2 separate regions of the Homo sapiens genome follow, and region 1 is linked to region 2. A link is a contact called in ENCODE Hi-C or POLR2A ChIA-PET data. All regions are on one chromosome and are shown on one strand. The core of a region is the stretch at or near the end of the contact, and the rest is flanking DNA. Distances in the headings are between cores, read along the strand shown. Region 1 overlaps LRCH3 (leucine rich repeats and calponin homology domain containing 3). Region 2 holds the start of RUBCN (rubicon autophagy regulator).

Region 1 (6,378 bases), core at 754-3,253, 140 kb before region 2:
GCGTTTCAACAGTTCTTTTAACGCTGAGGTTTAGCTGAAGGATGTCGGAAGGGGAACAAAGATTGTCCTGTCCAAAGTGTAAGCAGGAAAGGAAAACAGAAAAACAAAGTCAGTGGATCAGAAATGCAGATTTGAGTATAGAATTCATATGATCATCTCAGTCATATTCACATATACACATCCTGTAACATTTTTACATTGAGGAACAAAAATAAAACGCTGAAAACCCAAACTACAAAGAATCTTCTCCATGCTGAGCCTGATCTTACTACTAAATAGCAGAATAAAATTCGTTTGTTGGTGACTGGTCTGAACATTAAGAATACAATACACAGGCCGGGCGCGGTGGCTCACACCTGTAATCCCAGCACTTTGGGAGGCCGAGGCGGGTGGATCACGAGGTCAGGAGATCGAGACCATCCCGGCTAACACGGTGAAACCCCGTCTTTACTAAAAATACAAAAAATTAGCCGGGCGTGGTGGCGGGCGCCTGTAGTCCCAGCTACTCGGGAGGCTGAGGCAGGAGAATGGCGGGAACCCGGGAGGCGGAGCTTGCAGTGAGCCGAGATCGCGCCACCGCACTCCAGCCTGGGTGACAGAGCGAGACTCCGTCTCAAAAAAAAAAAAAAAATACAATACACAGAAGTGGATGTTGGTTTAGGGTCGTGTGAGGCCTGAATGTAGTGAGGTGTGTGTGAAGCAACCTCTTTCCTGACTCATTCTCCTCTATTTAAAAAAAAAAAAAAAGTAGGTCAGAAAGCAAGGACGAAAACTGCAGAGGCTGAGGAGACGGACGTTTTTGGAGAAAGCCATGTACATCAAAAAGGTTCAAAGACTGAGGAAAGCCTCATGATCCGGGGGTAATTTACTACCCAGAAGCCAAATGCATTCAATGACTTGGCATTCCTCTAAAAATCAGAGGGTGTCTGTTTTATTTTATTTTTTTATTTTTTATTTTTTTTGAGACGGAGTCTCGCTGATCTCGGCTCACTGCAAGCTCCGCCTCCCGGGTTCCCGCCATTCTCCCGCCTCAGCCTCCCGAGCAGCTGGGACTACAGGCGCCCGCCACCACGCCCGGCTAATTTTTTGTATTTTTAGTAGAGACGGGGTTTCACCATGTTAGCCAGGATGGTCTCGATCTCCTGACCTCGTGATCCGCCCACCTCGGCCTCCCAAAGTGCTGGGATTACAGGCGTGAGCCACCGCGCCCGGCCAGGGGGTGTCTATTTTAACCAAGTCCAGCTCGAGAATGTGTTCAAAATGAAGGCAGAGCTGTTAAGGGCCTCAGAGATCATCCAAACCCTCCATTTTACAGATTGCAAAATTCATTAAATAAATACAAGAATGGACTTGACAACAGGGAGACAGACATCCTTTAACACATAACATAACGACTCTGGGACAAAAGATACTGGACTCAGATACAAGTTTTTAATCACCCATTACAGTTTTTTTGAATGTAGCATATTGAATAGAAGCATAAAAATAAAGCAAATACCCACATGCCCAATGTCATCAGAGGTTTTTAATAACTGCCTTGTTCTTCAGTATTTCACTCATACTTTAACTTGTACAACACTTTAAAAGTTACACAGAGAAGGGAAATTATTTGTCTTTATCTATCTTACCTGGGTATAGAATCTGACAAAAATATTTGTAATATTGTTTTCTGTTTTACATTTTCAAAAGTGGTCATTATTACATTCCCAATGTTCAAGTCACACAGAGCAAAGTGGGGATGTTTAAGTAAAGGCCAGAATGACCTGGAGACCAGGAGAAAAAGGAAGACGAGGAGGTAGAAGTTTCTTCTCTTCCTCTGGCAGAGGGACCTCAGAAGGCTAGTTTGAACCTACGAGTTTGTGCGTTTATTCATTTTCTTTCACTTTGTTCTAGACAGATGACTAATTTTTCAGCAGAAGTAGCAGCTTGCTAGGAAGCCGTGTAAAACTGGCAGTGGTTGTGGTGGGGACGTGGGTGGGAGGTGGAAGGGGAGAAGGAAGGGGCAGCCTATGGGAACGTCCATTTCCTCTTTCTGGTGACGGAGAAGGAGGGAGGATGCATCAAAACCTCAGCCTAACCACTCTGGAAAAAGACCCAGTCTTTTAAAACTGTATTTTTTTTTTCTTCGTACTTGCCTTCCAACAGCACAGCTCTGGTAGGAACAGGGGCAGGCTGGCCCATAACAAACATGGTCAACCACTGCATGCAAATACCAACTTAAATGTGTATTTTAAGGCACACTGTTTTGTACTTTGTTGGCTGATGGTGGGAACATCCTGAAATAATTCCAAGGTACGGACTTTAAATCTCAGAGACCCTCAGAGGATGCTTCCGAAAGCCCCGCGGACAGGCTTAGACCTTTCAACAGGTTTTGACATCTGGTAAGTCAACATGACTTGCTTGAGTGGGGCCATTTTCAGCACTCTCCTGTCTATTTTGCATTTCCCATTCTCTGCACCAACCCATGCCATACTCTCTTTGTTTAAAGACACTGTGGCAGGGAACTAGAGCAGACACTGGATGTTTGTGTAGCAAGAACCTCTTTAGGAAGCAGAAGGGAAGAACTGGAGGCTAATGTGCACTATTAGAATAAACTTGTTTAAAAGAATGTATGTTATTTCTTCAGAAACCATATTCAGTGCTCTCAAAATATTTAAAAAGGTCTGTTCTAAAAGATGACCCTTTATAAAACAACATAATATAAAAACGAAAATTTTGCTTTCAATTTGTCCATAGGAATCAAAAAGGTGTTTGCTAACTACCACTTTATGTAAATTTCCATTCTTGTATAATTCAGTTAAAAAAAAAACAGCAAAAGAAAAAAGTAAAAAATAAATAATAGAATGATGATCTACTTTCATAAGAGAAAAACAATCCTGGGAATCCTGCTGGCTGACACAGATGATCTGTGGAGCTGGGCGCTCTCTCTTTCACTTTGTAACATGTGATGCTGTGGCCTAGTCAACTCCTGGCTAGTTAGAAAGAGGTGCGGTGAACTGGGTAAAGAGAATCACTGTCATGGGTGCGGTGAGTTGGGTAAAGAGAATCACTGCCATGGGTGCGGTGAGTTGGGTAAAGAGAATCACTGCCATGGGTGCGGTGAGTTGGGTAAAGAGAATCACTGCCATGGGTGCGGTGAGTTGGGTAAAGAGAATCACTGCCATGGGTGCGGTGAACTGGGTAAAGAGAATCACTGCCATGGGTGCGGTGAGTTGGGTAAAGAGAATCACTGCCATGGGTGCGGTGAGTTGGGTAAAGAGAATCACTGCCATGGGTGCGGTGAACTGGGTAAAGAGAATCACTGCCATGGGTGCGGTGAGTTGGGTAAAGAGAATCACTGCCATGGGTGCGGTGAGTTGGGTAAAGAGAATCACTGCCATGGGTGCGGTGAACTGGGTAAAGAGAATCACTGCCATGGGTGCGGTGAGTTGGGTAAAGAGAATCACTGCCATGGGTGCGGTGAGTTGGGTAAAGAGAATCACTGCCATGGGTGCGGTGAGTTGGGTAAAGAGAATCACTGCCATGGGTGCGGTGAGTTGGGTAAAGAGAATCACTGCCATGGGTGCGGTGAGTTGGGTAAAGAGAATCACTGCCATGGGTGCGGTGAGTTGGGTAAAGAGAATCACTGCCATGGGTGCGGTGAGTTGGGTAAAGAGAATCACTGCCATGGGTGCGGTGAGTTGGGTAAAGAGAATCACTGTCATGGGTGCGGTGAGTTGGGTAAAGAGAATCACTGCCATGGGTGCGGTGAGTTGGGTAAAGAGAATCACTGTCATGGAAGCTACAGGAACAGGAACCAAACTCTGAGAGCAATGGTGGAGCTGTTGATGAGCCCCAGGGCCACCCCTGAGTTACTGATACCTAATTAGAAGGTGATAGAGAAGAATCATGTTTTCCTCCTTGCAGGCTATAGACAAAATATGTTAACAAGACTTGTAATGGTCGTGGTTAATGAAAAAGTATCACATGGCACCAAGTCATTTATTTCTTTAAATTTGTCTTTATACCACATAATATTCCTTAATAGTATAATACTTAGTTGGTTTAATATAATTGCTTTTTAAAGGGGTTATTGGATAAGACTGTATCAAGTTCATTTCCCTTAATCGCATCTATAAATAAATTTAACTATTTGTAATATTAAAGGGCAATAAAGTTATAACTGAGCTGGAGGCAATAAATCCTCATAGCAGGACAACAGCTTAGAAATGGCCTGTTGCATGCCAGACTCCAAAGAACCAGAGCTTCATGGAAAAACTGATGAAATCCAAATAAAGCCTGTAATTCAGTTAATCGTATTGTTCTCATGTTACTTAGTTTGAATTACTGTCCTATGTTTGTATTAGACGTTAGTTAACATTAGAAGAAATTGACTGAAGTATACAAAAGGAACTCTAGGCTATTTTTTCAACATTTCTGGAAGTCTAAAACATTTTAAAAAGTATCAAAGCAAGTGTTAGAACACTGAAGCCAACTGCAGCATTCTCAATCTGAGATATACTTAGTTTTTGAAGGATATATTTAGTTGTCAAATAGCAAGTGGGAAAGTTTAGGAAAATAGAATAATTATTTCAAATTACTTATACTTATTTCAATCTATATATTTATAATTTCTTTGTGTGGTCCTTGGAAATAATCAAGGAAAACTGTTCAAAAGTACACTGACTCTTGTAACACAAAGTCATGTTAATTATGATCGACTTAGCTCAGAGCTAGTCCTGTAAGATTTTAGAGATTTACATTTCTAAAATTTTAGGACAACCAAGTCTATTTAGGCAACATAAAAAATGATAAATTTATTACCTGAGGTACACCAATTTTTCTGCAAGCTTCTAGGAAATTTTCCACATTTCGCCTGCATTTCGCCATTGTTAATTTAGGCTGAAATGAGGAAAAGAAAATGTGTTACTAGAGAAGTTTTGTTTCTGGGACAGGGTCTCACTGCCACCCAGGCTGGAGTGCAGTGGCGCAAGCCTGGCTCGCTGTATCATTGACCTCCCAGGCTCAGGTGATCCTCCCACCTCAGCCTCCCAAGTAGCTGGGACTATAGTTGCATGCCATCACACCTGGGCAATTTTTGTAGAGACAGGGTTCGCCACGTTGCCCAGGCTGGTCTTGAATTCCTGAGTTCAAGCAATCTGCCTGCCTCAGCCTCCCAAAGTGCTGGGATCAGAGGCATCAGCTAAATGCCCAGCCTACTAGCAACATTAAAAAATATTTGCTAACTTTAGAAATACTCCTGGCAATCGCTTCATAACTCTCAATGCTGTAGACTAGGGGGTCAGCGAACTTTTTTTTAAAGGATCAGATAATAAATGTTAGTTCTGAGGGCCATAAGAACTGTTGCAATGCCAGGTGCGGTGGCTCACGCCATAATCCCAGCACTTTGGGAGGCTGAGGTGGGCGGATCACCTCAGGTCGGGAGTTCGAGACCAGCCTGACGAACATGGAGAAACCCCGTCTCTACTAATAATACAAAAATTAGCCAGGTGTGGTGGCGGGCACCTGTAATCCCAGCTACTCGGGAGGCTGAGGCACGAGAATCACTTGAACCCGGGAACCCGGGAGGCAGAGGTTGTGGGGAGCTGAGATCGCACCATTGCACTCCTGCCTGGGCAACAAGAACAAAGCTCCATTTCAAAAAAAAAAAAAGAACTGTTGCAACCACTCGAGTCTGCCAGGAGCTTGAAAGCAACTATAGACAATATGCAAACAAGAAAGTGTGACTGGGTTCCAGTGAAACTTGATTTACAAGAAGAAGTGCTGGCCTGTGGGCAGTACTTTGTCACCCCACACTTGAGACATTGGCTTTGATTTTGGAAGGCAAGTACTAAATAGAAAAACTTTGAACGAATAGTTACAAACTTTTTTTTTCCATTTTAAAACAGTGTAACACTAAGGCAGCAGTCCTCAACCTTTTTGGCACCAGGGACTGGTTTCACAGAAGACAATTTTTCCATGGACAGGGCTGGAGCTGGGGGGGATGGTTTCAGGCTGATTCAGGCACATTACATTTATTGTGTATTTTATTTCTATTATTACATTGTAATATATAATGAAATAATCATACATAATGAAATCTACCGTAATGTAGAGTCAGTGGGAGCCCTGAGCTTGTTTACCTGCAACTAGACAGTCCCATCTGGGGATGATGGGAGACACTGACAGATCATCAGGCATTAGATTCTCATAAGGAGCCCGTGGCCTAGATCCCTTCCTCGCATGCGCAGTTCACACCAGCGTTCATGCTCCTCTGAGGATCTAATACTGTTGCTGATCTGACAGGAGGCAGAGCTCGGGTGGTGATGTGAGTAATGGGGAGTGGCTGTAAATACAGATGAAGCTTTGCTCACTGGCCTGTTCACCTCCTGCTGTGCA
Region 2 (7,078 bases), core at 743-3,242:
AAGGCCAGGTATGGTGCCTCATGCCTGTAATCCCAATACTTTTTGGGTGACTGAGGCAGGAGGACTGCTTGAGCCCAGGAATTTGAGACCAGCTTAGGCAGCACAGTGAGACCCTGTCTCTACCAAAAATTAAAAAAAAAAAAACAAATTAGCTGGGCATAGTGGCACTGCCTGTGGTCCCAGCTACTTGGGAAGCTGAGGTGAGAGGATCCGCTTGAGGAGGTTGAGGCTGCAGTGAACTGTGGCAGCGCTACTGCACCCCAGCCTGGGTGACAGAGCAAGACTGCGTCTCCAAAAGAGAAGAAAGTCACAGAAGGAAGAGAAATCCCAATGAGTAATATTGCCCCTTTCTTAAAGAAGTATAATCGTTTAGTAGGAAAATGAGAAAGTTTGAAAGAGAGTATTTTTTTAACCTAAATGAAATCATAAATGGCTTCAAGAGGCTCTTTCATTTCATTTTTAATTGCCAAAACACTTTTGTCAAGTTTGAAAATACCTAAAAGCCATATATTATTTTAATATAGAGTCATTAGTTTTTCACGGAGTTATTCTTGATCGCTCTTTCTCCCTCACTTGCCACAGTCAGTCCTTTATAGAGTAGTGCTGATTCTGTTGCCTTCACATTGCTGTAATCTGAGCCTCCTTGTTCTCTTCAACCGCTGCTGTAGTTTAAGCCTGGGTTTGCAAACTAGCAACTCAAGGGCCACCTTCAGCCTACAGACAAGCTGTGTTTGGCCTGTGCAAAGTTGAAAGTTTAAAAAATTTGTTGCCAACGTTTAAAAATTTGGAAGTAGTGCTTAAAAATGCAGATCCTAGCTTCTTTTAAAAAATCAAAATATCATAGCTAGGTGTGGTGGCTCGCACCTGTAGTCCCAGCTATTCAGGAGGCTGAGGAAGGAGGACTGCTTGAGCCCAGGAGTTCCAGGCTGCAGGGAGCTATGATTGCGCCACTGCACCCCAGCCTGGGCGACAGAGAGAGACCCCGTCTTTGAAAAAGAAAAAAGAGAAACCAGAGTATCTGGCAACCCTAGGCCCACGTTTCTTTCAACTGGTTCGCTTCACTTCTTAGCATTACTTGGTTATCCCCCATAAGGATGACCAGTCTCCTATCTAGCCTTCCACCGTTACCTCAATATAGTATTATATCTGCCCCATCTCCTGTCCACATTGTCAAAAGTGGCTTTCTCATCAGATTCGATCAAATCACTTCTTGATTTGCATATGCTTGATTTGCTGATTGTTTTCAGGATAAAATCCAAACTCCTTAAAATGGCATTTCATGATCTGGTTTCCCCACACCAGAATGCCCACACCATGCTGCTGCTCACTCCTTCCCAGCTCTGGCTACCCAGCACCTGCAGTTCCCAAGCCAGCACTTCCTTCCTTGTATCTGCCGTGTTGCTCTCTCCACCTTCTCTTCTTTCTCCTGGCTAACCCGTACTCAGCCTTGAAAACTCTGCGTTGACATCCATCTTCCGAGAGCCCCCAGAAGCCTTTCTCTCCTGCTCTTTTATGATCCCAAAGCAACCTGTGCTCTTGTTTGTGAGCGCTTCATTTAAATGCTCGAGGTCTCCAAACACCACCAGCGGACATTAAGCCAGGGCGGGCTGAGTGGGGTTAATCGTACCGGGATTAGATTAGCGTTATTGCCTAGTCTACATCTCGGACTGAGTTCGGTCCCCAGCGTGTAATGTCACGGGGGTGAATAAGGATACGCCCCGGCACGGATTCCTGAGACCAAGGTCCCCCGCCGCTTGCAAGCCGGCCCAGCCAACCACCGGGTGCGTAGTAATCCACGAGCGCGGCCTGGGATTGGAGGGCGCGGCCTGCGGGAGCGGCCTGGGATTGGAGGGCGCGGCTTGCGGGAGCGGCCTGCCGTTGGAGGGGCGCGGTCTGCGAGCGCGGCCTGGGATTGGAGGACGCGTCCTGCGGGAGCGGCCTAGCCTCGGAGTGCTCGCCGGGGGCTGTAGTCCCCGGAGCCGGAAGTGGGGGTGGCCGGGATAGAAGCCGCAGCCCAGGCGGCGGTCCCTCCCGCTGTCGCCGCCCGGGTGTAGCGCATCACCCGGAGCCCACCGGCCGCAGGTGCCTCCTCCGGCCCCAGGGGGCCCCGGGAGCCCTGAAGGGCGAAGCGGCAGGGACGCCTCTCTTGGGCGAAGAGGCGGCCTCACCGCCCCGGATGCGGCCGGAGGGCGCGGGAATGGAGCTCGGAGGCGGCGAGGAGCGCCTGCCTGAGGAGAGCAGGTGGGCTGGGAGCCGCCGCGGAGTCGGGGCAGCGACAGGCGCCGGAGCCCCGGGAGGCTTGGGAGGGCGCGGGGTCACGGAGAGAAGGGCCGGGCGCGACGAGTCTTGAGGACGACGGCTGCGGAGGACTTGTTTGGGAAGCATTTCGCAGAGGAAGGACGGGCGGGGCGGGGATGGGACGAAGGAACCGGCTTAGGGTGAGGAGGGTGGGTGGGATTTGCGGAGGGCAAGGGCAGCAGAGGAGGGTGAAGCTCAGATCCAAGACTGCTGGAGAGGAGGTGGCAGCTGAGAGACTGGGCGAAGAGGCCAGAGGGGTGCAGTGAGGTTTTACAGGCCAGAGTCTATAGACAGGGGCAGGGCACCACCCGGACTGAAACTTGCCGTGACAGCAAGTGGGGCCAACGCGAAGAGGATGTGAGAATTCCTGGGAGCAGAGGTGAAGCGTTATGAGTGGCCTCGGAAGAAGCTTAGGCAGAGATGAGCATGGGGATGAAGGCGAGGAGAGCCTGGGGAGAAAGTGAGCGAGTGTCATGGCAGTGCGGTGGGGCGGGGACTGCTAATGAGACCAGAAACTCTGCACTTTGTCATTGCCGAATCCCTGTCAGAGAGTGGCAGGACCTCTGTGCCATTTCCTTTTCGTCTTCAAACCTGTCCCTTTTTCCTCACAATGCAAACTAAGCAAGTTCACATTTATTTATATGGAACCATGTCAGAAAGCTCATATCTTCTAGAAATTGGGGGATTTAAAATATAAAAACTACTTTGGACCGGGTGCGGTGCCTCACACCTGTAATTCCAGCACCTTGGGGGAGGCTGAGGCGGGTCGCTTGAGTCCAGGAGTTTGAGACCAGCCTGGGTAACCTAGGGAGATCCCCGTCTCTACAAAAATACAAAAATTAGCTCGGCGTGGTGGTGCTCACCTGTGGTGCCAGCTACTCGGGAGGCTGAGGCGAGAGGATCACTTGAGTCCAATAAGTCGAGGCTGCATTGAGCCGAGATCGCACCACTACACTCCAGCCTGGGTGACAGAGGAAGACCCTGTCTTCAAAAAACAAAAAGCCAAAGAAACCCCGAACTACTTTGACTAAATGATGAATCGGAGTCTGTAGAGATGCCTTCCATATTTAGGGTTTGCTTCATTAATAACTCTGGTCTTAATCTTTTTTAAAGAGGCTGGAATGCTGACAGGCGAGAGCAGGAATGTGGCTTAAGGGAGTCATACTTGACATTTATTATTTTATTTTTATTTTATTTTTTGAGACACAGCCTCACCCTGTCCCCCAGGCTGAGCGCAGTGCCGTGAACACGGCTCACTGCAGCCTCCAACTCTTGGGCTCAAGCGATTATACTAGCTCAGCTTCCCAAGTAGCTGGGGATATAGGTGCCAGCTACCACATCTGGCTACTTTAAAAAACTTTTTTGTAGAGACAGGGTCTCACCATATTGCCCAGGCTGGTCTCTAACTCCTGGGCTCAAGCAATTCTCCCCCGCCACGTCGGCCTCCCAAAGTGCTGGAATTAACAGGTGTGAGCCACCAGGCCTGACCTCACTTGACATTTAGAAACAGTTTCAGATATAATGATGGTCTCAGGAGCAGCTGGGATCCAAAAACTAGAAGCAGAATATTTACCTCTGAGAAAATATCAACAAGGGAAGATTTATGAGATGTTCCTGGGTGAAGACTTGCTATTTTTAAGGGTGACTCTACTTTTATGTGCAAAGTGGCCTGTTGAACAAAACCTGGACTGACAGGACTTTGGGGCTCCTGCCTGAGATCTGAGAATGATTTGTGCTAAGTGAAACTGAACATCTTACTTCCCTTTTCCATGTTTCAGTTTCTGCTTTGCCTATTTGACTATTTATTCTTCCTGCAGATGTCTGTGACGTGCTTCGTGTGAAAGGTCCCATGTAAATTCTAAACACGTTTTAGGATTGTTTTGATTTCCCTCTACCACTTCATGTGAGGGAGGCTGGGTTAGTTATTTTTTTAATGTATGTAACAAATGCTATTTACCACATGCCAGGAATTGTTTTAAGGTATTAAGATATGAATACTGCGTTAACTTCTTTAATCCCTATAACTATTGTATGTGGTCGGTACTACTGTTATTGCTGTGTCACAGATGAGAAAGCTGAGAAATGGACAGGGTAAGTAACTTGCCAAGGTTGTACAGCGAATCCCTGGCAGAACTGGATTCAAACCCAGGCAGTTCGGCACCAGAGTCTGCGCTTTTTTTTTTTTTTCTTTTTTTAGACAGGGTCTCACTATGTTGCCTAGGCTGGTCTCAAACTCCTGGGCTCAAGATATTCTCCAGCCTCGGCCTCTCAAAAGTGCTGAGGTTACAGGCATGAGCGACCATGCCGGCCCAAGAGACTGCACTTTTTTTTTTTTTTTTTTGAGATAGAGTCTTGCTCTGTCGCCAAGGCTGGAGTGCAGTGGCACCGTCTTGCTTCACTACAACCTCTGCCTCCCAGGTTCAAACAATTCTCCTGCCTCAGCCTCCCAAGTAGCTGGGATTACAGGTGCCCGCCACCACGCCCAGCTAATTTTTTGTATTTTTAGTAGAGACGGGGTTTCGCCATGTTGGCCAGGCTGGTCTCAAACTCCTGACCTCAGAGGATCTACCAGCCTCCGCCTCCCAAAGTGCTGGGATTACAAGCGTGAACCACCGTGCCCGGCCCGAGTCTGTACTTTTAATACTCACCCTATGCTGCCTCTCACTATGCTAATAGTAACAACGGAAGTATAAGATAGTGAATAAATTTCACAGCATTCTGTGCCTGTCATTCAGGCCAGTAGGATAGCTCCTTTGCAGAATCTTTTCCCGTCTTTTATTCTTTTTATGATTGCCTCTTAACCAAAAAACTTTAATCAAAACTTAATTTTAGTAGTGGGGTTATCCTCACAAAGTCACTCCCGTCATTGTTATAGGCATACTGTGTTGGCGGCTGATTAATTCAGAATGCGTTGTTTAATGAGGCTTCATGGTACTGATGGCCTCCTTAGCTCCAGATACACAACTGGTAAATACACATTCCTTGTGCCTATTAATTGAGGCTTTGTGACTGGGTTACTGCAAACATAACCTTTCTATGGCCAATGAAATACCCAGTTCAGAAACAGTCTTCTTGATGAGATAGCATCATTTTTATTTATTTATTTATATATTTTAAAGATAGGGTCTCACTGTGTCACTCAGGCTGGAGTACAATAGTGCAATCGTAGCTCACTGCAGCCTCAAACTCCTGGGCTCAGGTGATCTTCCCACCTCAGCCTCCTCAGTAGCTAGGACTACAGGTGTGTGCCACCACTCCCAGCTAATTTTTAATTTTTTCAGATTTTTTGTAGTGACAGAGTCTCACCATGTTGCCTAGGCCAGTCTCAAACTCCTGGCCTCAAGGGATCTTGCTGCCTTGGCCTCCCAGAGCACTGGGATTACAAGCATGAGCCACTGTGCCCAGCCGGTAGTGTCATTTTAAAAATGAAGGATGAAACTTTTCAGTGTATTTTCCTTAAGTAGTTGATATAATGAAACGTGAATAAGCTTTAAAGTCAGACCTGCATTTGAATCCTAGTTCACGGATTAATTTGGCTTAACTTGATCAAGTTACTTTACGTAACCTGCCTGAGTAGGAAGAATAATGCTTTCCTGCCTGAGAAGTTCTGAGGATTCAATAAAACAATGTGCATAAAGCTCCTGAGAGCCTGATACGTAGGAAGTAGGAAAAATGTCGAATCCACCCCTTGCTAGTTTTTTTGAAATAAGGCGAGGGTCTCCCCCACAAGTGACTGTTTGCAAGGGTATCACTTGTTCTTCCTCTTTCAGTGGCTCCTTCATCCGAGTTGAACACATTGGGACCTAGAGTGTTGGCTTAGCTTCCCACTTCCCCGGTAGTGTGCTTAGGTGATGGGCTTCCCTATTGTTTTCCGTCTAGCTATCACTCCAGCCAGATGCTCTGGGGCTTAGGGATGATACTTCACTTTCCCTCCGTTTCCTAAATGCCAGTTATTTTGAGGTTGCCTGGTAAAACTACTACACTACACTGGGCACGGTGGCTCACGCCTGTAATCCCAACACTTTGGGAGGCCAAGGTGGGTGGATCACGAGGTCAGGAGATCGAGACCATCCTGGCTAACACAGTGAAACCCCGTCTCTACTAAAAATACAAAAAATTAGCCAGGCGTGGTGGCAGGCGCCTGTAGTCCCAGCTACTGGGGAGGTTGAGGCAGGAGAATGGCGTGAACCCGGGAGGCGGAGCTTGCAGTGAGCCGAGATCACGCCACTGCACTCCAGCCTGGGAGACAGAGTGAGACTCGTCTCAAAAATACCCAAACTACTAGACTGGTAAACTGCTAAAGGAATGGTCTTTCTGGCATTGCTCTGTCTCCCTAGACCGCCTTGGCCATGCAGTGTACTGTCTCCCTAGACTGCCTTGGCCATGCAGTCTACTGCTGAGCTTGCAGCTCAGGTACATGTACTGCTCAGTGCTCCTGGCACCGTGATCCAGGTACAGTCAGAATTCAAGGAGTAAGATCCGTTTTAGCATCTCCAAACTAAGCTTATTCCACTGACCAAAACCTGCCCCTCCTCTGATCTCTGTTAATAGCATTTTCCACTCACTCAACATGCCAGAGCGTCAGAGTGACATTTGACATTTCGCTCTTCTCTATTTCCCATATGTAAGCAGTCACCAGGGTCTAAAATTCTGTTCCTAATTTTTCTTTTGAAGCCTTCTTTTTCTCTCCATTTCCAAATATAATGGCTTATAGTACTAAAAAATCTAGGGTGACTGGGAAGTGAGGAGCCACTCTGCCCGGCCAGCCGCCCTGTCCCGG

What was found. Hi-C counts contacts between places; a loop is a spot of excess contacts on that map. ChIA-PET counts read pairs that join two places held with the same protein, here RNA polymerase II (POLR2A). Pooled maps may share reads with other maps.
Region 1: a loop to region 2 is called in a pooled map, with 7 times the contacts of the local background. The contact joins the enhancer-like site here to the promoter of RUBCN in region 2. A Hi-C loop is called at or near these places in 6 of 50 pooled maps. POLR2A ChIA-PET finds 5 or more read pairs at or near these places in 3 of 52 experiments (CD8-positive, alpha-beta memory T cell, GM12878 and H1).

Annotation. Positions count from the first base shown.
Region 1 is chr3:197,874,201-197,880,578 of GRCh38, reverse strand. It overlaps LRCH3 (leucine rich repeats and calponin homology domain containing 3), which reads right to left. Exons shown (of 21, transcript NM_001365715.1): 20 at 4,804-4,881. Among named protein-coding and RNA genes, the nearest start is that of RPL35A, 73 kb to the left of the region's middle. Within about 2 kb of position 2,003, at least 2 of the 41 ENCODE cell types and tissues checked have a DNase peak (open chromatin) inside an H3K27ac peak, as active enhancers do.
Region 2 is chr3:197,731,818-197,738,895 of GRCh38, reverse strand. It overlaps RUBCN (rubicon autophagy regulator), which reads left to right and starts at 1,992. Exons shown (of 20, transcript NM_014687.4): 1 at 1,992-2,241. The coding sequence starts at 2,177. RefSeq lists a silencer at 1,729-2,278 and enhancers at 1,867-2,714, 3,645-3,694.